2 separate regions of the Homo sapiens genome follow, and region 2 is linked to region 1. A link is an interaction called in ENCODE POLR2A ChIA-PET data of the cell type or tissue named here. Cell type or tissue: HepG2. All regions are shown on one strand. Each heading gives the region's core, and the rest is flanking DNA. Links, peaks and the distances in the headings are about the cores only. Region 1 overlaps SARS1 (seryl-tRNA synthetase 1). Region 2 holds the start of MYBPHL (myosin binding protein H like).

Region 1 (9,248 bases), core at 5,110-9,109:
ACCTATGGACCTCCCTCCTGTGTGTAAGGGACATTTAGGCCTCCCTTCTGCATAGCTTTTAGGTGCTATCAAGGGGCAGCAAGGGCTTGGGGTCTGTTAAAAGAGAATTTATTGTTCTTCTAGTCCAAACCTCCCACTTCACAGTGGAGGCTCTGGGAAGGAAGGAAACCTGCTTGGCTAGCCTTGCGGCTGTCCTTTAGCTCTGGTGGGATTTCCTTACTCAGGTTGCTTCCTGAGGACCCCCTGGATAAGGCATGGCCCTGGCTTTCAACACAACAGGGTCGCATGGGTGAAGTGCTCCAGAAGCAACTGAGAGAAAAGGCTAAAGGAATTCAGAGGACAGAGCAGTGAGGGTGGAGGAAATCCCAGAGGGCCTCTAGAGGAGACGGGACTTGGGCTGCATCTTCAAGAATCAGGAACAGCATTCCTGGAAGAGGAATTCATCAGTTAAGTCACTTAATCTACACATTAAGTGTCTTCTCCATGATTATACAGCTAGTAATGGAAGAGCTAGGATTTGGACCCCGGCAATCTGACCCCAGAGCCCACTCTCTTAAGCAGTACACTATGAATGAATGAAAGGAATGAATGAAATGCAAGCATCAGCTTGGCTGGAGCTGAAGATTGGGGTGGCTCTGCTGTGGCCTAGCACGCTGGTGAGGAAGAACAAGGTGAGCTCTGCCTTGGGCAGATCCCTGTGGCCTGAAATTCTGGAACCAATGGCCTGCTGGGAAGGAGGGGTGGGGAGGGAGGCTGCTGATGGGATCGGTCATGGTGACCTTTTGTGGGTGGGCAGGGCAGTTTCTCTGGAAAGAGAAAGAGGCCCTGGCACCCGATCCCATTTCTGGGCTCTGTGCTGCTTTAGAAAGGGCACAGAAACCAGAAGGAGAGAACCTGGCCATGGGTGACTCCTGGAGCTCCTGGACTGTGGGGTGGGTGGCGTGAAGGAACCAGGAGCCAGCAGACTGGGGGATGGGGGTGGCCAGAAATCTGAACACCCTTCGGTCTACACTTGCCTGTCGTGCCCCGCCCACTGTTCCCCACTTTCTTCAAGGCTGGAAGGTGCACTCCTTGTGGGGGCTCTGTTGTTTCTCAGTTCCCCACTTCAGGTCTGTCACAGAGGGGGATACTCAGTCAGGATTTTATGGATTCTTCATGTGGTCACCTCCCCTCCAAACCAGTCTCTGCTCGGCAGTGAAAGTAATTTTTTTTTAAACTAATAAACATTTTTAGGTTTAAAAAATCTCCCCCAGTTTTTTATTTGGGAAAATTTCAAGCCTTCAGAAAAATCAAAAGAATGGTGTAATGGTATAATAAATACCCAGATATTCTCCTGCTAGATTCAACAATTTTTATTTTATTTTTTTCAGACAGGGTCTCACTGTGTTGCCCAGGCTGGAGTGCAATGGTGTGATCATAGCTCACTGCAGCCTTGACTGCTTGAGAACAGCCCCAAGTGATCCTCCCACCTCAGCCTCCTGAGTAGCTAGCTGGGACTACAGGTGCAGGCCACCCATGCCCAGCTTTTTTTTTTTTTTTTTTTTTTTTTTTGAGAGGGGGTCTTGCTGTGTTGCACAGGCTGATCTCAAATCCTGGTCTCAAGTGGGATTACATATGTGAGCCACTGTGCCTGGTGTCTGGATTCAATAATTGTTGACACTCTGCTTTATGTCTCTCAATTTTTGAAGAATGAGAGGAAAATGAGGTGCCTGAGCCCTGGGCCCCTCCGCAGGCAGCTCCTGAGAGTCAGGGAATGCAGTATTTTTTTTTTTTAATTTTTTTTGAGACGGAGTCTTGCTCTGTTGCCCAGGCTGGAGTGCAGTGGCACAATCTCGGCTCACCACAACCTCTGCCTCTCGGGTTCAAGTGATTCTCCTGCCCAGCCTCCCAAGTAGCTGGGATTACAGGCATGCACCACCATGCTCGGCTATTTTTTGTATTTTTAGTAGAGATGGGGTTTCACTATGTTGGCCAGGCTGGTCTCAAACCCTTGACCTTGTGATCCGCCCGCCTCGGCATCCCAAAGTACTGGGATTACAGGTGTGAGCCACTGTGCCTGGCCAGGAATGCAGTTTTGTGGGTAAAGTGAATGAGTTTAGAGCTGCCCTTAGAGTAGCCTAGAGACCCAGCTGGGCTACCAGATGGTGGCTCCAGGTATAAAGAGACATCTGGTCAGCCCTCTCTGCCATCCATCCAGTCATCAATCCATCCATCCATCCATCCATCCATCCATCCTTCCTTCCTCATTTCAGGTATTTATTTTTTGACCAATATTTTCCAAGTGCCTCCCCTTCTTCCCTTTCTTGCACACCCACAGGACTGCTGCTTCGACCAGGAACATGAAGGGGAATTCCTGGTATCATCTAATATCCAGTCCAATCCAAATTCCTTACTGTCTCCCAAAGGTCTTAGACAGCTGCTGCTTTCAAGTTCGTGGATTACATTTGGTCATATGTCACTCTTTTTTTTTTTTTTTTCTCTCTCTCTCTCTCTCTTTCCTTTTTTGTTGACATCGACTGAAGAGTCCAGTTTTCTTATTGAAGTGCCACATTCTGCATTTATCTGATTAAAGGATACCTAATGGTATCCTTCACAGGGTACTATTGCACGGCCTTAGATCTGAGCATGTCATTCCCCTTCTGAAAACCCTGCCGTGGGCCTCTGTTGTACCTTGAATAAAATCCAGCGTCCTTATATTTATCCACAAAGTCCAGTGTGGAGTGGCCCAGCCTCTTCTCACTCCTCCCCTTTCACTCTGTTCTGGACATGCTGGCTTCCTTCCAGCTGTTGAACATGGCAGTCTTAAATGCCCCCACTTTCCTGGCACATATGACAACTTGTAATTAGAGTATTCACTTGGCTAACATCAGTCTTACCCACTGGCAGTGAGCTCCAGGACCAGCGAGAACACATATGTCTTGAATGCCTATCACCTAGCACCTAGCACAGGCCTGACACACACAGTAGGCACGTGGAAAATATTGGTCAAAAAATGAATACATGGGCCAGGCATGGTGGCTCATGCCTGTAATCCCAGCAAATTGGAAGGCCAAGGCAGGTGAATCACTTGAGGTCAGGAGTTTGAGACCAGCCTGGCCAACATGGCAAAACTCTGTCTCTACAAAAAATACAGAAAGTAGCTGGCCGTGGTGGCATGCGCCTATAATCCCAGCTACTTGGGAGGCTGAGACGTGAGAATCACTTGAACCCAGGAGGCAGAGGTTGCAGTGAACCGAGATCATTCCACTGCACTCCAGCCTGGGTGACAGAACAAGACTGTCTTAAAAAAAAAAAAAGATAAAAGATAAAATGAATACATGAATGGAGGATGGATGGATGGATGGAAGAGAGGGGTGACCACATGTCCCTTTATGCCTGGAGCCACCATCTGGTAGGCCAGTTGGGTCTCTAGGCTGTTTTAAGGGCAGCCCTGAACTCATTCACTTTAACCACAAAACTGCATTCCCCATGCCTGCTGCAGCCAGGGGTAGAGGTTTTGATGTCCCAGCCCTGTGAGATAGACCTTCTTTGGCGCTTGTTAAAAGATGATATTGGATGCTTTATCCTAGTGATAGGTTCCACCCACAGTGCCAGTGTTCTTTGTCAAGGGTGGCTTAATAGGCCCAGCATTCCATAAAGATGTAAAGCCATCTAAGATCCAGCTGAAAATACTGCCTCTGACCACCGGGCAGGAAGAGATGGAACCTGGGGCTGAGCTTCGAGCGGCAAATCCCTAAGCACCCTCTGAATAACGTGGCTGTTCAGGCTGTCAGAGCAGGCCAAGGAAGGAGGCCCTGTCTGGCCAGAGCCATGCTCCAGCCACGGTGGTAGGTGGCTAAGTGTGAGAGGTACACAGATGAGCTATGTCCCCAAGGGACAGCCAGTCCCTTGGACAGAGACAAAAGCTGTCACAGAGCAATAGTCACTAATATTTTTGTGTGGGGGTGGAGGAGTTAGGGAGGGCTTTTTAAAGAAGGTGGCATTTGGCCGGGCACAGTGGCTCGTGCCTATAATCCCAGCACTTTGGGAGGCCTAGATGGGCGGATCGCCTGAGGTCGGAAGTTTGAGACCAGCCTGACCAACATGGAGAAACCCCGTCTCTGCTAAAAATATAAAATTAGCCAGGTGTGATGGCGTATGCCTGTAATCTCAGCTACTTGGGAGGCTGAGGCAGGAGAATCGCTTGAACCCAGGAGGCGGAGGCTGCGGTGAGCCGAGATCGCACCATTGCACTCCAGGCTGGGCAACAAGAGTGAAACTCCATCTCAAAAAAAAAAAAAAAAAAAGAAAGTGGCATTTGAGCTATCTTGAAGAGGAAGGAAGAATTCCACTAATAGGCAGGAGGAAAAGGCATCCAGGCAGGGGGAACAGTGTGAGCAAGCGTGGAGAGGTGCAACACACGGTCAGTGCCAGGAAACAGGAGGAAACAAGGGGGCGGTGAGAATAAGGAGCAGAGAGCCGCTAATCTGAACTGGGGGCACATTTTGATGAGCTGGGGCTCCAGCTGAGAAGTCTGGACCTTATAAGTTGAGGGGAACCATCTGAAGTGTTTTGGCAGGGGAGGAATGATCATGGCTGTGCCATCTGGCAGGCTAATCTGGCACAGTGAGGAGGCTGCGCCGGAAGAAGGGACTGAGGTCCAGCAGACTAGCAAGGAGGCCGCTGTAATAGTCCAGGAGGAGGAGGGCTGTGCTGGGGCCAGGGAGCAGGCTGTCAAGGGGGCAGACCTGAGTGATGAAGACTCAATGGCGCTGCGAAACAGACTGGCCCCTGGAGATGAAGAGGAGGGAGTTGTCCAGGGTGAGTCTCAGGTGTGTGTTGGGGTGCCTGAATACTAAGAGGAGATGCCCAATGTGTATGCTGGGGGTGGGTGGAGATGCTCAGATGAGAGAGAATGGATTTGAGAGCCCTGCATGTGGAGGTCACAGAGCAGCAGGGAAAGCGGAGGTGGAGGCCAGCATTAGGGTCAGGTGCCATCTCCTGACCCTGCCCACATCTCCAGCCTCCAGTCAGTATCGCCCTTACTTCATGCTTCAGCCATTCAGGCCTTCTTCCTGTCCCCTCGTGCAGTTCCCTCTGGAACAGTTCACCTTCCCTCTGAGGGGAATGGGGTGAAGGAGGGCCAGGAATGTTAATGAGGTAACAGAGCCTGCAAGTGTCCACTGTTCATTCATCTTTGAGGGAGAGGAGCCAGATGGGATCGCAATTTGACAGGAGCGGCAGGAGTGCAGGATGGCTGTTTTCAGATGGGGAATATGTTAGCAGGTCGGGACTGAGGGGAAGTGGGGCGGGAGGTTCAGCAGAGAGCTAGCTCAAGAACAAGGACTCAGGGGAAGCAGGATGGTGGCGAGTTCCAGGGCACAAGTAGATAAGACCTGGTTTTGGAGAAGGAGTAAAAAAAAAAAAAAGGTTTTCTCTGAGACAAGATGGAAGGAGGCAAGGATGAAGCGTATTCCAAATGGGAGCTTAATTCTTCAATTTCTTCAGGTTTAAAAACCACTTGTCCCAGAAGGTCACACCGTCTTATCAGCAATTTACACCCCAATGAAAATAAACTCCCAGACCATTTTGACAGCAGGTTTGTGTAGGGGGAAGGGAACCAAGTCCCATGGAGGGACAGGGACCAATCTCCAAAATGCAGGGCTTGTGAACCAGCCAGTCAGAGCAGCAGAAGAGGACCCGCCCCTCCGTAACAAGAGGTTCTCTCGGAGGTGGCTGGGACACCCTACCTCCGCCGGAAGGTCCCAGAGAGGTAAAGACCTGGAGTTCAGGGCTTCTTTCCTGGCAGATGGATGGGGAGCTGCACATTGCTGGGTTTCTGCAACATGAACCTGCCTGCAGCACCCCCACCCCACCCCCATGGGGAGGGCTTTTTTAATTTTTATTTTTTTGAGACAGAGTCTCACTCTGTCACCCAGGCTGGAGTGCAGTGGCACAATCTCGGCTCACTGCAACCTATGCCTCCTGGGTTCAAGCGATCCTCCTGCCTCAGCCTCCTGAGTAGCTGGGATTACAGGTGCGCACCACCATGCTCGCCTAATTTTTGGTATTTTTAGTAGAATCAGAGTTTCACCATGTTAACCAGGCTGGTCTCGAACTCCTGACCTCAGGCGATCCGCCCTCCTAGGCCTCCCAAAGCGCTGGGATTACAGGTTGGCCCCGCCGGAGAGGGCTCTTAAAAGGGCAATGTCAGAGGCCGAGGCATCAGCCCCACCAGGACCTGGCCAAGTCCAGGCTGCAAGGAAGCACTCCCCTTTTGTACCTGGGAAGAGCTGCTGGGGAACCCCATGTTGGGAGGTAACTGGGAGAGCGGGGCAGGCCCCTCATCCCGGCACAGGCTCCGACACGCAGTACATTTGTCTGGCGCCCATCCCAGCTCTGCCTGTCAGACTCATCCTGGGAGTGCAGCCAGGGCCGCCCCCGCCGCGTACCCCCTGGGGAAGGATGGGGACTCGGGGAGAGGAGGCATTCTCAGGACCTGGGGTAAACCGGAAAAGCTTCAGGGGAGGAAAAGCAGGACAGACGGCTAGGAGAATGTTGGTTCCCAGGAGTGAGGTTTCAGTGTTTGGCTAATGAGCTGCCCTGCCCAGCCTGGACTGTGAGCGCAGGCAGGTCCCTCGGCCTTACGTTGGGTCCCCAGTTACCAGCCTCTTTAGAGTTTCTAGAAGTCTGGCTTATGGTTGTCTCTCTTGGTGGAGAGGCCAGACTGTTGGTCCCAGTGTTTCCTCACTCCCTGCCTAAAGCACCCAGACCTGCATCTTGGGCCCTGAATACCTGGGTGTGGGAACCCAGGGTTGGTGAGGGACCCAGGGCTCTGACTCACTCCACTAGGCCTCTGGAGGGTGTTTGCTAACTGAGGTAACCTGGGTAGCTGAGGTTGGAGATGGGGCAGGTCAAGGTGCCAGAGATGAGGGCATCAGGCGTGGGATGCGGAGGCAACTACCAGGGTGGAGTCAAGGCTATTGGGCCTGTTCCCAACTGCTCGGCTTCCAGGTGGGTCGGCCCCTCCTAAATGAAGCTTGCATCAGCCCCATCCCACTGCCTCAGGGAGGGAGAGTGTCTGGTTTTCCCTCTCTGAAGGAAGGCGAACCACACCTTTCCCAACAGTTATTTGTGAGCAGGAACTGTGTTACCTTCTTTCTGTAAACCCTGCTCCTAATGGTGCCTGGCACAAGGTAAGCACTCGGTGACCGTGTGTGCCCTCCTGCTGTTGTGCTCTTGGGTATGACCTGTGGGGAGGGACCTCAGCCACAGTCATCCTTGCCTTCACTACCATTGACTTCCTCTCCTCTGGCTTCTGGAAGCATGGGGTCCCTTATAGTTACTTTCTGCTAACAAGCCAGTTTGTCCATACAGCCATCTTCCTAGCCAGGCTCCTACACCAGTCCCTACACGGGCAGGAGGAAGGCTGGCAGGGAAAGCTGGGCTGCCCAAGGCAGGAGGGTCTCTCTGCACAAAGCAGCTGAGAGTCCAGGCAGCCAGCTCCAGCAGGTAAGTCAGCTGGGTCCTCAGGGACTCAAAGCCCCAGCTTCTGCCCTCCCACAGAGCTCTCAGGGCCATGGCAAAAAGCAGAGCCTCCTACTGGTAGGAAGGTGACAGGCACCAGGAGCCTAAGCAGGTAGGCGTGGGGAGTGGTGCAGGCAGCTGTAGGGACTTCTAAGACAGAGCTAAGGCAGAGCAGGGGCGTTCAGGGCCCTGTGAGAGTTCCCAGTGGGCTTCTGGAATGGTATAGGGGGTGGGGCAAAACTAGCCTCCTGCACACTGTGTACGCTGCCTTTCTTCAAACCAAATAGTTGAGGCCACAGGAAATGTGAGTTTCTGGTCCTTCTGAATTACAAATGGGAGCAGCTTGCTCTTTGTCCCCTTGTCCCGGCTTTGTTATCCCAGAGCTGGGGCAATGGGCTACGGCCCAGGCGGGTCTGCCTGTGGGCCCCCAGCTGGCATAGCCAGGCAAGACAAGAGAGCCACTGTCACCCCTTCACGCACCTACCTCAGTTTTGACAGGGTTTCCAGCAGCAAGATTAATAGGATCAATCTCAAGCCCCCAGTGGAAAATGGAGCACATGGCCCCTTTCCTTGGTACTATGCTCCAGCAGGCCCAAGTCGCTGCTCAGGGACTAAGGAAGCTGAGGTGAGATAAAGGCTCCTAAGTGACAGCCCAGTTCACATTCCAGCTCTCAACCTCCCAAAGAAACATAAAGCACTGCCGAGGAGTCAGGACTTCCGACCTCCATCAGGCCACGTTGTCTCATCTCCCTTACCGTCCTTGTATTTCTGTCTTCCAAAGGATGGAATAAGCATAATCATATAATCATGTCCCCACCCTACCTTCTGGGACCATCACAAAGATAAAAGAGATCATCTATAGGGAGTATTTTAACCTCCTAGGAGAGAGGCACTAAACTAACAGAAGCTGTTATTAAAGTAAAGGGTTTGTAGATTGCAGATGAAAGGCAGCAGGTAAATAAACAGCCTGAACATCAGCCTCCCCTGAGAAAGGAACTGGCTATTAGGGCAACAGTGGGAGCTCCACAAAGGGGCTACAACATTTTCTCCTCTCCTCTGCCCTGCTGGCTATCCCAATCCTTTGGAGGTGCAGCAGCAAGTTGGTATGCAGTTGGTCTCCCCATGTGGGGATGGCTGTAACGAGAGAAACTGCTGTTAATAAGTCCCCAACCCATGCTAGGCATAGAAGCTAGGGGCTCTTCTGGATTAAATACAGCCTCTCGCTTTCCACAGAGTCCTTTGTAGGGAACAGAAGTGCTAAGAGGCTTTTAAAACAGTTCTGGTCTCTAAGCTAGTCCTACCTCAATGATTTCAAGCAGGAATATATTTGTAAAGGAGGATCCTGGCCCTTGCCCTGCAAGCTTTTGTGATTCAGACTCCATCTTCCACCTTCCCCTTGAGCTTTTTCTAAGTGTACCCCTCCCTTCGCTTACCTGTTCAAAGGCTCTGTGACTTGCTAACTGGAGGGAGCAGCCTAATTTGGAAGGAAAAGCAGAAGTGTATATCAGGGAGAACCTCAGAGGCGGGGTTCAAGCCCGGGGAAGAAGACTGAGGAAGAGTCCTAAGCCCTCCCCAGAGATGCTTTATTACATGGTTTCATCAGTCATCAATGATGGGTCCCTATGCCCATGCGAGGAGACAGGAACATCTGTGTGGTACATGGCACTGTTCCCCTCTCAGCTACGCAGTCAGATGGGGGCAGGGGGATGAATGGGTGCTTGGCTTCCCTGCTGTTGGGCAGG
Region 2 (16,372 bases), core at 6,936-10,935, 58 kb before region 1:
ATGGTGTGTTCAAGCTCTCCCTCCCTGGTGCTGTGGGGGGTGTCATCTCTCTCCCGAGATAACAGGGACACCTCAGTCCTCCTGGGGCTATTCTGGGCTGCTGTCTGATCCTCCTCTCTCCCCCAACCCCTACTTCAGCCTTTCTGCTGGGCGTAGCTGAGTGGGGAGGGCCAGCCCAGTTACGTAACCCTGTGGCTGGGACCCGGGAGGCCAGCCTGGGAGCAGGTGCTCAGCCCCTCCCTCATCACCAGCAGTGAAAATCTAGAGCTGGAGCTCAGCCTCTGGGAAGGCCCAGCATGGAGGCAGCCACAGCTCCGGAGGTGGCCGCAGGATCCAAGCTGAAGGTGAAAGAAGCCAGCCCAGCGGATGCTGAACCACCCCAGGCTTCACCTGGACAGGGGGCTGGCAGCCCCACTCCCCAGCTCCTGCCCCCTATAGAAGGTGACCCATGGCAGGTGGGGAGGGTGGGGAGGCCGGGTGGTGGGAGTTGGGGAAGACATCGCCACCTTCCTGAACGGCGCCTCAGGTTTTCTGCAGAGCTAAAGACTCTATAGGATTGGTGATTAGGCTGGAGATCATTCGTGAGAGCCCCCATCCCCTGTCCTTGATGGAGTCTAACTTGCTGCTCAAATGTCCCTGCTAAGTTTTTGTGTTTTAGCTGAGAAGTCAGTGATGGTGTTGGTGGCACTTTACAGTGACTAAAAATGATCTGTTTATATTTTTACCTTTTAAAAAATTGTCATAGGGACTGGGAAGACCTGATATACTAATGGCCAGTCAGGAAGGGACTGAGGGGTAAGAGATAGTGACTGTCTGCTGAAGGAACAGGGAAATAAAATGCTATGGCAATGGGGAGGCTAAGAGTGGGGCAGCACAGTGACACTCGGCCTCCTGCTGGGCAGTACCACGGGGTCAGGACCTCCTCCAATCCCCCACTGCTCCCATAGGAGATCCTGACCCCTCAGAGTCTGAGCTCCACGGAAGTGGAGCTCTCCTGGGAGAAGCATTCAATTTCCCCTTCACGATGGTCTCTGTGTGCCTCTCAGCAAAGAGGCGTTCCCAAGTGAGGAATTCCAACCCCGAGCTTCCTGCCGCCCATCCCTGAATGCCCTGGCTGAGGCCTCTGTAGCTAACCACTTCGTGGCGCTCACCTGAAAGTCTTAAGAGGATGAAAAGACCACAATCAAGAAACACGTGGACTCCTAGGGCAGGAAGAGGCAGGGGAAAAGATATACTAGACTTGGAGGCAAAGCTCTAGGCTCAATTCCTAGTGCCGCCTCTAACAGCCCTGTGACCTTGGACAAGTCACTGGACTGCTCAGTTTCCATTTTCACTCTGTAAAATGGTGATTAATAACATCTACCTATCAGGGTAGTTGAAAGGATTGCTGAGATGATCCAGGGTGCCTTGGAAGAGGCCAAACTAAGATGTAAATAAATGATCAAATATTTCCAAGTGAGAGGTGAAGGCTGCGTTCTACCTCCATAGGGTTGTGCAGCAGACTCTGTCTGCCTCTTATCCTCATGGGAGAGGCCAGGTTTCCAGAAACTATTTGAATGTCAAGGGCAGAGAGCTGGCCAAGTTTGTCCCGTTGAAGATGAAGGGAGCAAAAGTTAGTGTAAATATATTAAGCTGGGGTGATGGAGGCAGAAAACCAGTTTCTTCCCTTAAAAGGCCCAGAGAATAAGTGACAGGCAGCAGGAGAATGAGAGCCAGGACTGCTGACGCCTCAGCTCTCTCTACTGGTCTTCCCAAAAGCACAAGGGAGAGTGCTCATCTCCCCCATGCTTCTCCCCTCTGGCTGCAGCCAGCTCCTGACAGCCCCCAGTCACGGGCCCGCAAATGCAGCCCAAAGCCTCTCGTGTGCAGCAGCTCTGTACACTGCAGGCCTCAGGGCCACTAGCACCCAGTGGCTCAACCCAGTGGTATCCCAGAAGTCACTGGCAATAAGAACACCTTTGAATACTTTGCAAAATATATGTGCATCTGTTAACTACTTGGAACAAAGAAGTCATGAGTTCAAATCTTAGCTCTGTTCTGTGGCCCTAGGCAAGTCAATCCACTCCCATTTTCTCATCTGTAAATTGAGGAGTTGAACCAAATCAGGGTCTTAACCTTTTGGTGGATATGGACCCCTAGGAAAATCTAATGCCAGCTGTGGACTCTTGCCCCTGGAAAAATACACAAAAAAGTTCAGAGAGCCAACAGAGCCCCAAACCCCCACCAAAGATCCTTCAGGGTGCAATGCATGGGCCTGGACTAGATGACCCCTAAGCCCCCTGAGAGCTCCAAAGCCTTTCTTCCTCCTAACTCCTCTTCCTTACAGAGAGCTCTGGGACTGAGTATCACAGGAAGCATGTGAAAACATGGGAACTAGAGCAGGCATCAGAAATAGAAATTAATTTGCAAGATCAAAACCAACTGCAAATGGCCAACAATGAGCTTTTAGTTTGGCAAGCCTGCTACATGGCTAAATAAGCAGGAGTAGGTGGCCAGCATTGGTAAACAGTTCTATGTCTGTCCTCAGCACTACACTGAGTACTGTGTCCTGGAGACAAAGCTTGGCAGGGGCCAGAGAAGAGCTTCCAAAACAGGGAGAGGCTGGGGAACAAGCTGCATCCCTCCCATGGACAATGTGACACTCGGCCTCCTGCTGGGCAGTACCACGGGGTCAGGACCTCCTCCAATCCCCCACTGCTCCCATAGGAGATCCTGACCCCTCAGAGTCTGAGCTCCACGGAAGTGGAGCTCTCCTGGAAGAAGCATTCAATTTCCCCTTCACGATGGTCTCTGTGTGCCTCTCAGCAAAGAGGCGTTCCCTGGGACCCTGAGGTGGAGGAGAAAGAGCCCATCTGCTGACTTCAGCATCATCGCTCCAACTGACTCTGTGTTCTCTTTCAATCTGAACTGTTCTGTGTCTTCCAGGCATGGGAAACTGAATCTCATGCCTAGGAGTGACCTTTCTTCCCTCCTTCCTTCCGTCCTTCCTTTCCTCCTCCTTCCTTCCACAAATATTTAGGTTGTGCCTATGATGTGCCAGGCGCTCTTCTAGGTGCCAGAATTACAGAAATGAACAAAATAGGTAAAAATAACTGCCCTCATGGAAGTTAGATTCTAGTGGAGGGAGCTAGACAATAAATAAACAAGTAAAGTATCTAATATGTCAGATGGTGAGAAATGCTGTGCCAAAACTAATGCAGGGACGGGGATAGAACGTGCTTCGGGTAGGAAGCATGCAGGCTTCCTGCTTCAAATGGAATATTCAGTGAGGGTCTCACTAATAAGGTGACATTTGAGCAGCAACTTAAAGGATGTGAGAAAGCAATGCATGCAGATATTTGGGGGAATATTTTCCACACAGAGAGAACAACTGCAAGGACCCTGAGGCAGGAGTGTGCTTTATGGGTTGGGGCCATTGTGGCTGTAGCACAGGGAGGGAGACAGTGGCAGTATTTCAGTCTGAGAGGTAGCACGGCCGCTGTGAAGACTTTGGTTTGTCTACGAGACAGCCAGCCAGCCAGTGCAGGGACTGGGAGTAAGGACTGACAGGACCAAGTGTAGATTTTAAGGATTTTTCCAGCTGGCCATGTTAAGAATAGACTGTAGGTGGGCCTTAGACACTAGCAAGATCGACAACTGGGAATGAGAATGAGGGAGAAGGTAGGGAGGTTTTAGAAGAGAAAGGTGTGCGATAGTCACCCAGGACAATGGGAGACCGAGTGAACTTGGGAAGTCTAGTAGAATTGCCAGAGTTCACTTGGAGGTGGTGGTCACTATTAATGGCCCTCAAGTTAAACTCCATATAATTTTGTATTTTCCCCCAGTCCTGTTACTCTGTGCAGATACAGCCACTGAGTGGGTGGGAAGTTTATTTAACAAGGGTTAGGTATTGCCAAGAGAGTGCAATGAAGTCAAAGAGGACTCAGGGATTTGAGTGAGTGCAAGAGAGAGAGTATAATAATGACCGTGCAATCTAAGTTGGGTGGTGAAGAAAGTGCTAACATGAAAGGGGTGCTAGGTAGTGAGAGGGTGGTAGGACAATGGATCACAGATCTCAGTGGTGCCAAAGAATTGCTGGTGTTGGAGCACTGGAGGAAGTGAGCTAAAGGGATAAAGATTATATTAGTTAGGTATACTAGTGAATGAAACAGGTCTCAGGAATGACATACATCTATTTCTCACTAGCGTAAGAACTAAAAACTATTCTGCAGATAGTTCTCCTCCATGTGGTAATCCAAGGACCCAGGCCTCTTTCATCTTGGGGCTCTGCCATTCCTTAGGGCCCGTGATCATCTGTGTACAGCTAGCAGAAGAGGAAAATAGAAATCTAACTTCTTCAAAGCCTGGGACCAGATGTGATTCTCACCATTGCCACTTACGTCTCATTGGCAAAAACTGGTCGCGTAGCCATCCAGCAAAAGGTGGCCGGGCAGCCACTTCTCAGAGATAGCTACGCTACGGAAGGGGTAACATACATTTTTTTTGGCCAGTTAGCCATCTCTGTTATAGAGGTGGTGATGAGACAGTGGGATGCTTGTAATTCTGATCATAGAAGGATTGTAGCTCTTGGTCTAGAGAATGGCCACAGGGACCATTGGCTGAATTAGGAGAGGACAAAGTTATTGGAGGAGTGGTGGGCCAGATGTGAGAGACCCTACGGGGACTGGAAACATGGGTGTTGGGACCAGCAGGAGTTATGCCTGGAGAGGCATACCGCATGGAGAGGGTGTTGGAGAGACAGTGAGCCAGGGCTAAAACCATCAAGCACTAGGGGGACGACTGTAACATAGGGACGGGGTGGGGTGGAGTCTTTTCCTCAGAGAAGTGTTGCCTGTTCCTATGTCCTTTTATTTTTTCTGACCTTAGTTTCATGGCCTTCAAGAAAGTGACACTCTTGTACCACTCCTTTCCCATTGCACTCCTCCAGACAGGTTTCTGAGTAGACCAAGGCCACATCCTAGGCATCTGGTAATGTTTCTCTAAGAAATCCCGGTACTTCTTGGATTTCTGGAAACCTCTGGATAGTTTCAAAGCCATAGCTAGCCTCCTGCATTCGCCCTCTTTTGGTAACCCTTCACCCACATAGGCACGTGTGTATGCAGGCTCCCTCTCTCTCTCACACACACACTCTCATACACACACATACACACACCATTCACAGACACACGTAAACACACCCATACACACATTCATGCACGTACACAAACACACACATTCACACACATACACTCACACACACATACATACACACTCATACAAACACACACACACCCTCTCCACTTCTCCAATGCTTCCATCTTGGTTCTTGGCTCTCCAGGTCATAGTTAGTAACATCGGTCTGAACTATACAGCCCCTAGGGAGCCTCTGGAGAAAGACTGATCCCATAAAAGGGAATTATGAGAGGATAGGAACAATTATAGAATAGTAAAACAGGCATAAACTTTAGCAGGATAAAAGTAGGGTAGGTATTAGGAGGAATTTTCTAATCAGAAGTCAAGATCTTTGGACTTGAAGTAGTTTTCTCTCTTTTTTTTTTTTTCTTTTTGAGATGAAGTTTTGTTCTTATTGCCCAGGCTGGAGCGCAATGGTGCAATCTCGGCTCACTGCAACCTCTGCCTCCCAGGTTCAAGCGATTTTCCTGCCTCAGCCTCCCAAGTAGCTGGGATTACAGGTGCCCGCCACCACACCTGGCTAATTTTTGTATGTTTAGTAGAGATGGGGTTTCACCATGTTGACCAGGCTGGTCTTGAACTTCTGACCTCAGGTGATCCACCCTCCTTAGCCTCCCAAAGTGCTGGGATTACAGGCATGAGCCACTGCGCCCGGCCTGAAGTAGTTTTCTCTAAGAATTTTTTAGAAAGAATTAAACAGCATCCTGTCTGAGAGAAACATTGTACAGAGAGAGCCTAACTCAGAACCAAAGGCCCTCAAAGGACTTTTCAAGATGCCTTTTCTCTAAGACCCCATGAAGGGAGAAAACCAAACTGTGACTCTCACAGACCTGCTCTTAGAAAACCTAGGCTCTTAAAGACTCTAGGCTTTGGTTCACATCCCTCCTGTCATCTAAGGAGGAGAAAGACCTTGGGCATCAGGGGAAGCCATGCCTCCCCAAGGTCAGTACAATTTACACCTCGCTTGACTGCGGATGTGTGAAAAGAGATGCCTCAAATGAGCCCCGGCGTTCACATTCTTAGCAAAGAGTCAGATTGCGCCTGGGTTGGGTTGAGAGGCGATTGGAGAGCATGCTGCTGACCTGCTGACTGGGCATCTGAAGCTGCCACACTCTCTCCTGCCACCTCTGCACGTAGTCAGCTGAGTTAGCCTCACGTCCATACTCTGCCCTCCCACAGGGAGCCGGGAGCCTGCTGGGAGCAGAGGCCTCACCTACACATCCTCAGAGTCCATTCTAGAGACTTAAGTTTCGTCATCTTGTCAGGAAACCCACTGATAAGCAGAGAACCGGCAATGGAGCCGTCCAGGGAGGGAGAGACTGCCGTCCTCGCGGGCAGCCTCCTTCCTTGCTCTCGCGGGCAGCCTCCTTCCTTGCTCTCTGCCCAGCCAGGATCCCCTCTAGATCCAAGGGCCAGTCTGCTCCTCTTCCTCTAACTCCCACACCTTAGCTTATGTTCCACATAAACCCATTTCTTTCATTTTTCTCTTTAGTTCAGGTGTAAGAATGCTAACATTTTCCCAGGTGTTTTTCTAAGAAACAAAAGAAACACTAGGTGGAAACACATACATCAGCTCACAGCTACCCATAACAGCCCATTCCCTACCTGAGGTCTCAGCAGGGCGGGGCTCAGCGGGCACTTCTGTCAGGCATGAAGGCCTGGGTTCCTCTCCCCACCTCAACCCTTTGCAGTTCTTGGGTATGTCTAGCCCCCGCCTTCCCTCTGGGCCTCCTCCCTCCAGGGGCAGGCCACTGTCCAAGCCCTGACTATGGTGCTCATTGCTGGGTGGACACTGGTGGGCAAGACACAGCTAGTGCTCTGAGAATGGGTCCTTCAGACACACAATCTTAGATGGGGAGGCAGGAGTCTCTGGTGCCAGGCACGTCGTCACAGCTAGCCGGGAGGTCTCCAGAATACCGGCTTCTTTCTCGGAGCCCTCTTGCTCCCAGCATCCTTGTTCTGGTGCTTACAGGCCCTTCCTAATGCCGACATTCTGTAGGCAGGCGGCACAGGGACAGCAGAGCCAGCTTCTCTCCAGCCCTCTCCCCAGCAAATGTAGAAAGGGTTATTTCCTCCCCCAACAGTGGGGAACCAAGCCTGACAAGATGAGGTTTTGACCCTCCTTTCCAAGTACGGCCCTCTTTTTCAAAACACTATTAAGTCATATCCGCCCGTCTTCAACTCTTTGGTTGCTTGCCAAGATGGCCACAGGAGAGAAGCCCATCACACAAACGCTTCTTCTGTTCTTCATGTCCCGCCCCTCCCAAGCCACCAGAGCCCAGCCGAGGGCAGCCACAGCAGGGTCACTCAGCCGCCTGCAGCTGCTGCATCTATGCTGAGGCAGTCAAGACCTGAGCAGGGCAGGGAGGACGGGCACTCAGGCCCATCAAGTCCCCTCGTCACATATTCCTGAGGTGCAGTCTAAGACAGGCACAGCCCAGGTGAAAACATAAGCCACACAGCACAGAAGGAAACTGCAGAAACCAAACGGACCGTGTGCACTGTACATTGCCATTGATCTTCATTTGCAAAGGTCTCGCGACCTTGAGATTATCATGGGGAGACTCAGAGTGAAGTTCTCTGGACAATGCTTGCTGATTGAGCTGGAGGAAGGACACAGAAGAAGCTCTGTTTCAGTTGCGTCACTTACATGTTTGTGTTATGTAATGTATGTATTTAAACAGTTCATCTATAAGTAAACATACATATGTCATAGTGAATGCTCAGGGAAGTATTTTCACAGAAGTGTGTGCTATCAAAGAGTCTGGAATCCACTATCGAGCAGTCATGCTGTTTGCCACAGGAATGTACCAGGGGTGAAGTTCTTCCAACTGCCAAGAATGAACTGTGGCAAGAATCCTGGGTTGTTGGGAACTGAAGCACTATCACATTCTACTGAAGATAATATCAGCCAGGCGACTGCCTGTGCCTGAGAAAGGAGGAGACAGCAGCCAGGAAAAGGCCAGAAAATGGTGTCTGTCTCAGCCAGGCCCCCGAGGGAACGCAGGTGGAATGTTTGTGCTTCGGCAGCTGAGACAGTGTGAGGCATCCCAAGAGGAGAGAAATGATACCTGGTCAATCTCCAAACCTACACTCAGCACTTTTCCAAGCATTTCCTGTCTTCATCCTGGAAGCCCATACACATCATCTAATCTCTACTTCTCACTGGGACAGACCTGTGAGATCAAAGGGAAATGAGTGGTGGACCTAATCTGTCCCAGAATCTGTACAAAATGATCCTCTGCAAACTGGAAGAAGACTGTGCAGGCGCCCGGGAGCAGAGTGGCCATGCAGAGGAAGGGACCCAGACACGTGCTCTGTCTGCAGTGACATCAGTGTTGTCTCCGTGGGCGGCTGGGAGGTCAGGGTGTTGACTCTGCCTGCAGAATGGAGAGCATTCTCCTGAGACCCACACCTAACTGGGAGGTCAGGATTGACATGGAAAGTGGCCTTGATAAAAGGAATGGTATTAAGGACAAATGTAGAAAAGGGTGGAAAGACAAACCACACAGACCAGGCTGGTCTGTACACAAACAGAAAAATAAAAATGCCTCCATCAGGATGGAATGCCTCCAGATGATGGAAAGTCAGTACTTGAGAGTTACAAATTAAGAGAACTGTCAGACTCGCACTCCAGTGTTCCTTCTGCTGAGACTTTAATGTTTCCCGGGGTGTTCCTTAAGCCAACCCCTCATCCCCAAATCCCAGCAGGATGATGGGAGCACTCTTCCCCTCCCCTCTAAGAAGGGCTTAATTTGGTGACCGATTCCTGGGCCACTCACCCACAGCAGGCAGCTGGATGCAGGATTTACTTTCTCTGAGTATCCATCTCCTATTCTCTCTCTTTCCATCACTCAGAGCACCCCAAGATCTGGCTACCTCGGGCCCTGAGGCAGACCTACATCCGGAAGGTTGGGGACACAGTGAACCTACTAATCCCATTCCAGGTGATCATGCCAGCCCCATACTGGGTCCATGTCTGGGGCCAGTGCAGGTTTTGGATTTGGAAACAGATACCAAGAGTCCTGCTAGCAGAGGGGCAATCTTCCCAGCCTTGGATAGAAGGGGTCACACCACCAGAAGTCTGAGGCCAAATGACCTCTGCACTCCTGAAGGTGGGTTTGGATAGGACTGGGTGTGCACCCATGAGATGGTGTGAGGCTAATCCATGCCCTTCAGTCTACAGAAGCCTCAGAGCTTGCAGTTAGAAGGGTTCTTGGGAGTTTGAGTGGCTATTCAATTGGTCCCAGCTGCCCCGGGTGTTCATGACCTAAGCTCTCAGAGATTGGGAGACTCAAAGCCATCCCTCTTTCCCAAGATCCTTAGGCTGTTGCTGAAAGGAGGAGGCCCCCGGGAGGGTCCACCAACTTCTAACTCAAGGAATGTGCAGCTCCAAGTCAAGCCTCCCTGTGGACCTGGGGTGGACAGGACCCCTACAGCAGCAGGGAGAGTCAGGAAGCCTCTCGGGGCTGCTCAAAGCATTACCCTCATTCCTCAGGGCAAGCCCAAACCTCAAGCCATCTGGACACATGATGGCTGTGCCTTGGACACCAGGCGTGTGAGTGTGCGGAATGGGGAGCAAGACTCCATCCTCTTCATCCGAGAAGCCCAACGTGCTGACTCAGGTCGCTACCAACTCCGCGTGCAGCTGGGTGGGCTGGAGGCCACCGCCACCATTGACATCCTGGTGATTGGTACGGTGGGGGAAGTGGGAGATGGGGGGGTCCTCAGGAACTCCCTCTCCAGGCTGAAGAGGAGCCAGCTCAGAGAGCTGGGGAAGCTGCGGCAAGGCTCCCACGTCATGTCTGGGACACAGGGTGGGCGCAGGAGGGGTAACTGAGGAGAAAAAGGGGCTAGGGCACTCCTGAAGTGACTTCAATGCATGTGGGATGTTCCACGCCCACTGCCATGGCTTTGCCCTTTCAGAGAGGCCAGGCCCTCCTCAGAGTATTAAGCTGGTGGACGTTTGGGGCTTCAGCGCTACACTGGAATGGACACCGCCCCAAGATACGGGGAATACAGCACTTCTGGGATACACGGTGCAGAAGGCTGACACAAAATCCGGGGTGAGGCCAGCTGGGAAGGAAGGAGGGTGGAAGAGGGCATGTTGGGACAGGCCTCTGGTAGCTCCACATGGGGTGGCTGATTTCTGGCATCATGTTCGGCCCCGCAGCTGTGGTTCACGGTGCTGGAGCACTATCACCGCACCAGCTGCATCGTCTCTGACCTCATCATCGGCAACTCCTATGCCTTCCGTGTCTTTGCTGAAAACCAGTGCGGACTCAGTGAAACAGCCCCCATCACTACGGACCTCGCCCACATCCAGAAAGCAGGTAAGGGAGGCATGGGGATCATGAGCTGGGAAGACTTAAGGATAGGCCGGGCACAGTGGCTCACGCCTCTAATTCCAGCACTTTGGGAGGCCAAGGCAGGCGGATCACCTGAGGTCAGGAGTTCAAGACCAGCCTGGACAACATGGTGAAACCTCATCTCTACTAAAAATACAAAAATTAGCCAGGCATGGTGGTGCACGCCTGTACTCCCAGCTACTCAGGAGGCTAAGGCAGGAGAATTGCTTGAACTTGGGAGTTGGAGGTTGCAGTGAGCTGAGATCGTGCCACTGCACTCCAGCCTGGGCAATAGAGTGAGACTCCACCTCAAAAAAAAAAAAAAATACTAAGGATAAAGAGTCGACGAGGGCTGGGATCTCAGAAGCTACATGCCAGCCCCTCTTGGTGCCCTCAGCTACTGTTTACAAGACCAAGGGGTTTGCCCAACGAGACTTCTCTGAAGCCCCAAAGTTTACCCAGCCTCTGGCCGACTGCACTACAGTCACCGGCTATAATACCCAGCTCTTCTGCTGTGTCCGCGCCTCTCCCCGGGTGAGTGGGGGCTCTGGGGGGCACTGTGCTGAGCTGCTTCTTGTTCCTGCCTGTCCTAACCTAAGCTGAGTTGCAGAGCACTGTAACATAACATCTGTTACCATCACCGCCATCTGCCTCTTCTACAGCACGGTATTTAGGAACAGTCGGGGGGGTGCTTGGAGTCCAAGACGGACTGATGAGAATGACATTTCCTTTTGAATGTTTGTTTCTCATATATGGAGGTGTTGCTTACTGACCTGCTGGCAATTAGGCATGCGCCTCAAGTTGTTTCTGTGGTAGGAGTGACAGAGTCCCTGTGGTTTCTCCTTCCCATGCATACCTCATCCCATCAGGGCCGTGCACATGCAACCTGCCTAGAGTTCAGCCTTTTGCCACAACCCTGAGCAAGGCTCTCTGTCTATTTACAATCTAGTCATCATGCTCCACACACAGCAGAAAACACCATTAACAACCTGTACCAAGAATCTTTTGGGTTTTGAGTCTGGGCAAGACTACATGGAGATAACATCTCAGAAGGGGCATATCAAGAGCCCACTCTAGAAGCTACTCTCTAACCAGAGGGGACAGAGGCAACTCACAAGTCAGCAGTGGGAACAGAATATGGATGGTTCACAAGAGGTGAGCCTGATGCTCAGTGCTTCTGATCCATAAAGGGGCTGCCTGAGAGCCCGGAACGGAAGTTAGCAGTTTTCTTCCAGTCAGAAATATTGGTAAAGAAAATGAAGTTTCAGGTGCTGTTTTCAAACAAGAGAAGGAGCTTGGGGGACTGCTGGTGGCACTGGAAGGGGAAACCCTTCCCACAACATAAGGAACAGGGAGCCTTCCAGAAAGCCATTATCTCTATATAGACAGAGTCCCAGAAACTGAGCACAGAAAGACTATTGGTTCTTACCCTCGCCCCTCCTTGCTGCCTCCCTCATCTTTGTCTTCCAGCCCAAGATCATCTGGCTGAAGAACAAGATGGATATCCAAGGCAACCCTAAGTACAGAGCCCTGACTCACCTGGGAATCTGCTCCCTAGAGATCCGCAAGCCGGGTCCCTTTGATGGAGGCATCTATACCTGCAAGGCGGTGAACCCCCTAGGGGAGGCATCTGTGGACTGTCGGGTGGATGTGAAAGGTAAGGGCAAGAGGAGAACTAGTGCCTTAGGGTGCCAGTCACCTCCTCTCTCCACCGGTGGAAGAGTCAGGGAACAGAGACGCAAGCCTAGGGGGAGAAGGGGTTCCTCCGCTGGACTCTTTCATCACTGTCATCATCAGGATGTATTGGAGGAGACATTTTAATTATCTACTATCTCATTTCTCTCCATCACAATTCAATAATATAGGAAGAATTCTTATTTCCATTTTGCAAATGAGAAGACGAAAGTACAGGGAGGGAACTGGTTTGCCCAAGATTCCCAGTGTCAGTTAGTTGATCACCTGGCACTGGTGGAAATAGCCCAGGTCTCCGGGTCCTCGCTCAGCTCATTTTTCTTTATGCTGTGCAATCTTCTGACTCAGCCTAGGAAAGCTGCAACTGTTTGTCAGGCTTTATTTCACTTCCCCTCCGGTTTATTTATAGGTAATATTGCATATCCTCTCTACTTCCTTAAAGTATTTAATCACTTATCTATACCTGTCACCTTGTTCAGATCTCTATCATTGTGTTTAACATACTGTTTTATAATTATCTATTTATAGATATGTTTCCCTATTAAATTATAAGCATTTTGAGGGTAGGGACATTGTCTTATTTGCCTTTGTCCCCCCAGTGTCTAGCCCAGTTTCTGACACACAGTAGGCACTCTAAATGTTTGTTGCATGGATCAAGAATGAATGAGCCCTTACATGTCCTGTTCTTCTCTATGTATAGACTACCTAATTAGCACCATTGACTCCCCAAGAACCTGAAATAGAATATTCCTTTCTAATGCTCTGAAAGAAAGTTTCTCAGAGATTTCTGAGATGTTAACACTGAGAAATGTCCGAATTATTACAGTTCCTAATTGAGGACACCTAAGAAGGCATGGTACTCTGACAAAGGTAAGTAAAGAGAGGCAAGATGTCTCACTGGATTACTTCCTGTTTATGGCTAGTGTTGTTGAGTCAGGGACAGAGGTGCATTCCTGAGCCTTTCAGTCATGTATCCACTGGTGGCCACTTTTGTTGTAACCATTTTTTTTTTGAAATGATGTCTTACTCTGTTGCCCAGGCTAGAGTGCAGTGGCGCCATCTTGGCTCACTGCAACCTCTGCCTCCTGGGTTCAAGCAATTCTTGTGCCTCAACCTCTCGAGTAGCTGGGATGACAGGCGCCCGCCACCATGCCCGGCTAATTTTTCTACTTTTAGTAGTGATGGAGTTTCACCATGTTGGCCAGGCTGGTCTCGAACTCCTGACCTCAAGTGATTCACTCACCTCGGCCTCCCAAAGTGCTGGGATTACAGGTGAGAGCCGACATGCCCAGCTGTTGTAACCATTTTTATATTTATTTATTTATTTATTTATTTTGAGACAGAGTCTCGCTTTGTCGCCCAGGCCGGAGTGCAGTGGCGCTATCTCGGCTCACTGCAAGCTCTGCCTGCCGGGTTCATGCCATTCTCCTGCCTCAGCCTCCAGAGTAGCTGGGACTACAGGCACCCACCACCACGCCCGGCAATTTTTTTTTTTTAGTAGAGACGGGGTTTCACTGTGTTAACCAGGATGGTCTCGATCTCCTGACCTCATGATCCACCCGCCTTGGCCTCCCAAAGTGCTGGGATTACAGGCGTGAGCCACTGCGCCCAGCCTGTTGTAACCATTTTTAAAAGCGATACTGTCATCCCTGTGGAGAGAATTTATAGTAGATGCAGTCTGCTTTTGTCATATCCTCTCTATGTCTGCACTCCTCAAGTCGATGGTAGGAATTAAACCTAATGAATGGTCCTCTGAAGAAGAGTGACAGCATCCACCTAATCATAAGGAGATTCTGTGGGAGGGAGCTGAGCAGGTATTGTAGGAAAAGATGTCAAGGGAACAATTCAGAGTGCAGGAACCCACAAGAGTCACAGCACCTTGTGCCTGTGGGGTGTGTAAGGACAGGGGAGGCTGCTCCTGCTGACTGAGTAAACGCCTCAGGATCATGAGCATGGTAAAAAAAAATGGATTAATATATTTGTTTTTTACTTTGAAGCTTATGGATTCCTTCCCTTCCAAGAGAAGAAAATCCTCTTTCTCATTTATGTCAATTATAATTTAACCTTTAGGTGTGTGGTCCCAAGCAGCACATTATTGGCAAAAGACAGCTCAGCTCATCATTTAGAACCGGACAGCTCTTTTAGATTTTCCGTCATTCACATTAGCTATGTTGTGAACAAAGTGATGCATAAGGCGAAAAAGAAGCTTGAGACAGAACTAAAGAGAACAAGTTCCCAGTGTCCTCTCTGACTTGTAGCTGCTGGCTGATGGAAATTGGAAATGAATTTGATCCCATAAGACATTTATTTAAGGCTCTCACTGGTATGTAGCAAATGAAAGCCTAAAGGGGTGCGTTACAAGTACAGACTTCTCAGGAAAGCGCTCTCCGACAGTCGGCTTGCAGAGACAACTCTCCCTCCCTCACCTCCCTCTCTGTGTTAATGATACTTGTGTTCGTGTTAGTTGCCCCTTTCCCTCTCTCACAGCCAGTGCCCAGCAATGAAGTGAATTCATGGCACAGGAGCCAGGGACCGTGACAACGGTGCCCTCAGCAGCCTGGTGTCCTCTGGCCATTTGCTGTCATGGCTACAAAGTGCTCCCTCTTTTCAGTGCCTCCAGGAAGCCCGCCAGTGGTGAGACTGTGTCCTCAAGGAGCTTCGGCACCATGTCTGGTTTGGATTCATCTAAATAAATATGTGGTTCCCCAGTGCCTACGTGTCCCTGTATTTGAGACTTTCTATGAAACATTTGGAAAGTTGCCATCCTTTAGCCAGGCTGTAAGGAACCACAGGGCCTTAAGACTCCCCTTTATCTTCCCACAACCACATTCGCTTCCACAGAGGTTTCTAACACTGTCCTTTTCCCTAGACATCTACGACACAACTGAATTCAACCCTCCACAGTACTAAGTGCTGGAAAGAGATGCCGAAGATGACTTGCTCTCTGCCTCTATGGGCTTTCCAATTTAAGTTGGGATAACAGGACGCACATCCACCACAAAGAGGCAAACAGCAGAACACAAACATGCACATAGCTAATTATAGACAGAGCCCCAAGACCTGAGGGCTGGAATGATACTCAAGAAATTGGAGGGCTGGGCAATGTGGCTCATGCCTGTAATCCCAGAACTTTGGGAAGCCGAGGCGGATGGATCACTTGAGGTCAGGAGTTCGAGACAAGCCCAGCCAACATGGTGAAACCCCATCTCTATAAAAATACAAAAATTAGGCTGGGCATAGCGTCTCACGCCCGTAATCCTAGCACTTTGTGAGGCCGAGGCAGGCGGATCACTTGAGGTTAAGAGTTCAAAACCAGCCTGGCCAACACAGTAAAACCCTGTCTCTACTAAAAATACAACAAAATTGGACAGGTATGGTGGCGAGCGCCTCTAATCCCAGCTACTCAGGATGCTGAGGGAGGAGAATCGCTTGAATCCAGGAGGCGGAGCTTGCAGTGAGCCGAGATCATGCCACTGCACTCCAGCCTGGGTGACAGAGCAAGACTCCATCTCAAAAAAAAAAAAAAAAAAAAAAAAGCAAAGTATTTGGAGCAGAGTCTCATTAAACCCAGGAAAAGAATAAAGGTGAGGTTCCCTTGATTATCTTTGTTTTCATTCTGATGACAAATAAGATATTGAAGGTGTTCTGTGATAGAATCTGCAGAAGATGATAACAGTTCCTCCTATCTTTGTATGAGCACGGTGCTCCTCTCATCAAGAGTTGGAGTCTATTTCCCCTTCCCTTGAATCATGTGACTTGCTTTGACAGAAAGAATGTAGCAGAAGTGACGTGGCACCAGTCCAGGCCTGGGCCTTAAGAGGTACCTTAGTTTCTGCTTTTGCTCTTAGAAGTCAGCTCCCATGTAAAGGATCTCAGGCTAGATTACTGAATTATGAGAGGCCACATGGAGGACAACCAAGCGTCCCCACTGAGAGCCAGCACCATGGCCCCGGACACACGTGGCCACCTTGGACCCTAGAGCCCCAATCAAGCCCAATCAACACCTTGTAGAGTAGAAACAAATCACCCCTGGAGAGCCCTGCCCAAATTGTAAAATCGTGAGCAAATAAATAGTGGCTGTTGTTTCAAGCCACTAAATTTTGAAGTGGTTTGCTATATAATCATAGATTACTGAAACAACCTTCTATGCAACAGGCACT

Evidence for each region. ChIA-PET counts read pairs that join two places held together with the same protein. Peaks named below come from ENCODE experiments on the same cell type or tissue, not always from the same donor. Only the 100,000 strongest peaks of a DNase experiment are listed, where the experiment ranks them.
Region 2: POLR2A ChIA-PET joins it to region 1 with 6 read pairs; 7 of 35 experiments call an interaction of 5 or more read pairs at or near these places.

Annotation. Positions count from the first base shown.
Region 1 is chr1:109,237,945-109,247,192 of GRCh38, reverse strand. It overlaps SARS1 (seryl-tRNA synthetase 1), which reads right to left. Exons shown (of 11, transcript NM_006513.4): 11 at 9,011-9,248. Among named protein-coding and RNA genes, the nearest start is that of CELSR2, 7.0 kb to the left of the region's middle. RefSeq lists enhancers at 4,199-4,698, 6,357-7,052, 8,993-9,248 and silencers at 6,052-6,346, 7,454-7,868. In HepG2, for the core only: a CTCF peak has its summit at 7,577 (motif pointing left); a DNase peak (open chromatin) is centred at 7,562.
Region 2 is chr1:109,290,916-109,307,287 of GRCh38, reverse strand. MYBPHL (myosin binding protein H like) reads left to right here and starts at 277. Exons shown (of 9, transcript NM_001010985.3): 1 at 277-441; 2 at 9,031-9,119; 3 at 9,671-9,866; 4 at 10,099-10,238; 5 at 10,346-10,505; 6 at 10,918-11,054; 7 at 11,991-12,177; 8 at 13,039-13,082; 9 at 14,700-14,923. The coding sequence starts at 297. The coding sequence ends at 13,049. RefSeq lists enhancers at 1-19, 20-759, 5,935-6,444, 6,445-6,955, 10,023-10,594. In HepG2, for the core only: no CTCF peak of the experiment used is centred there; DNase peaks (open chromatin) are centred at 7,387, 7,857 and 8,477.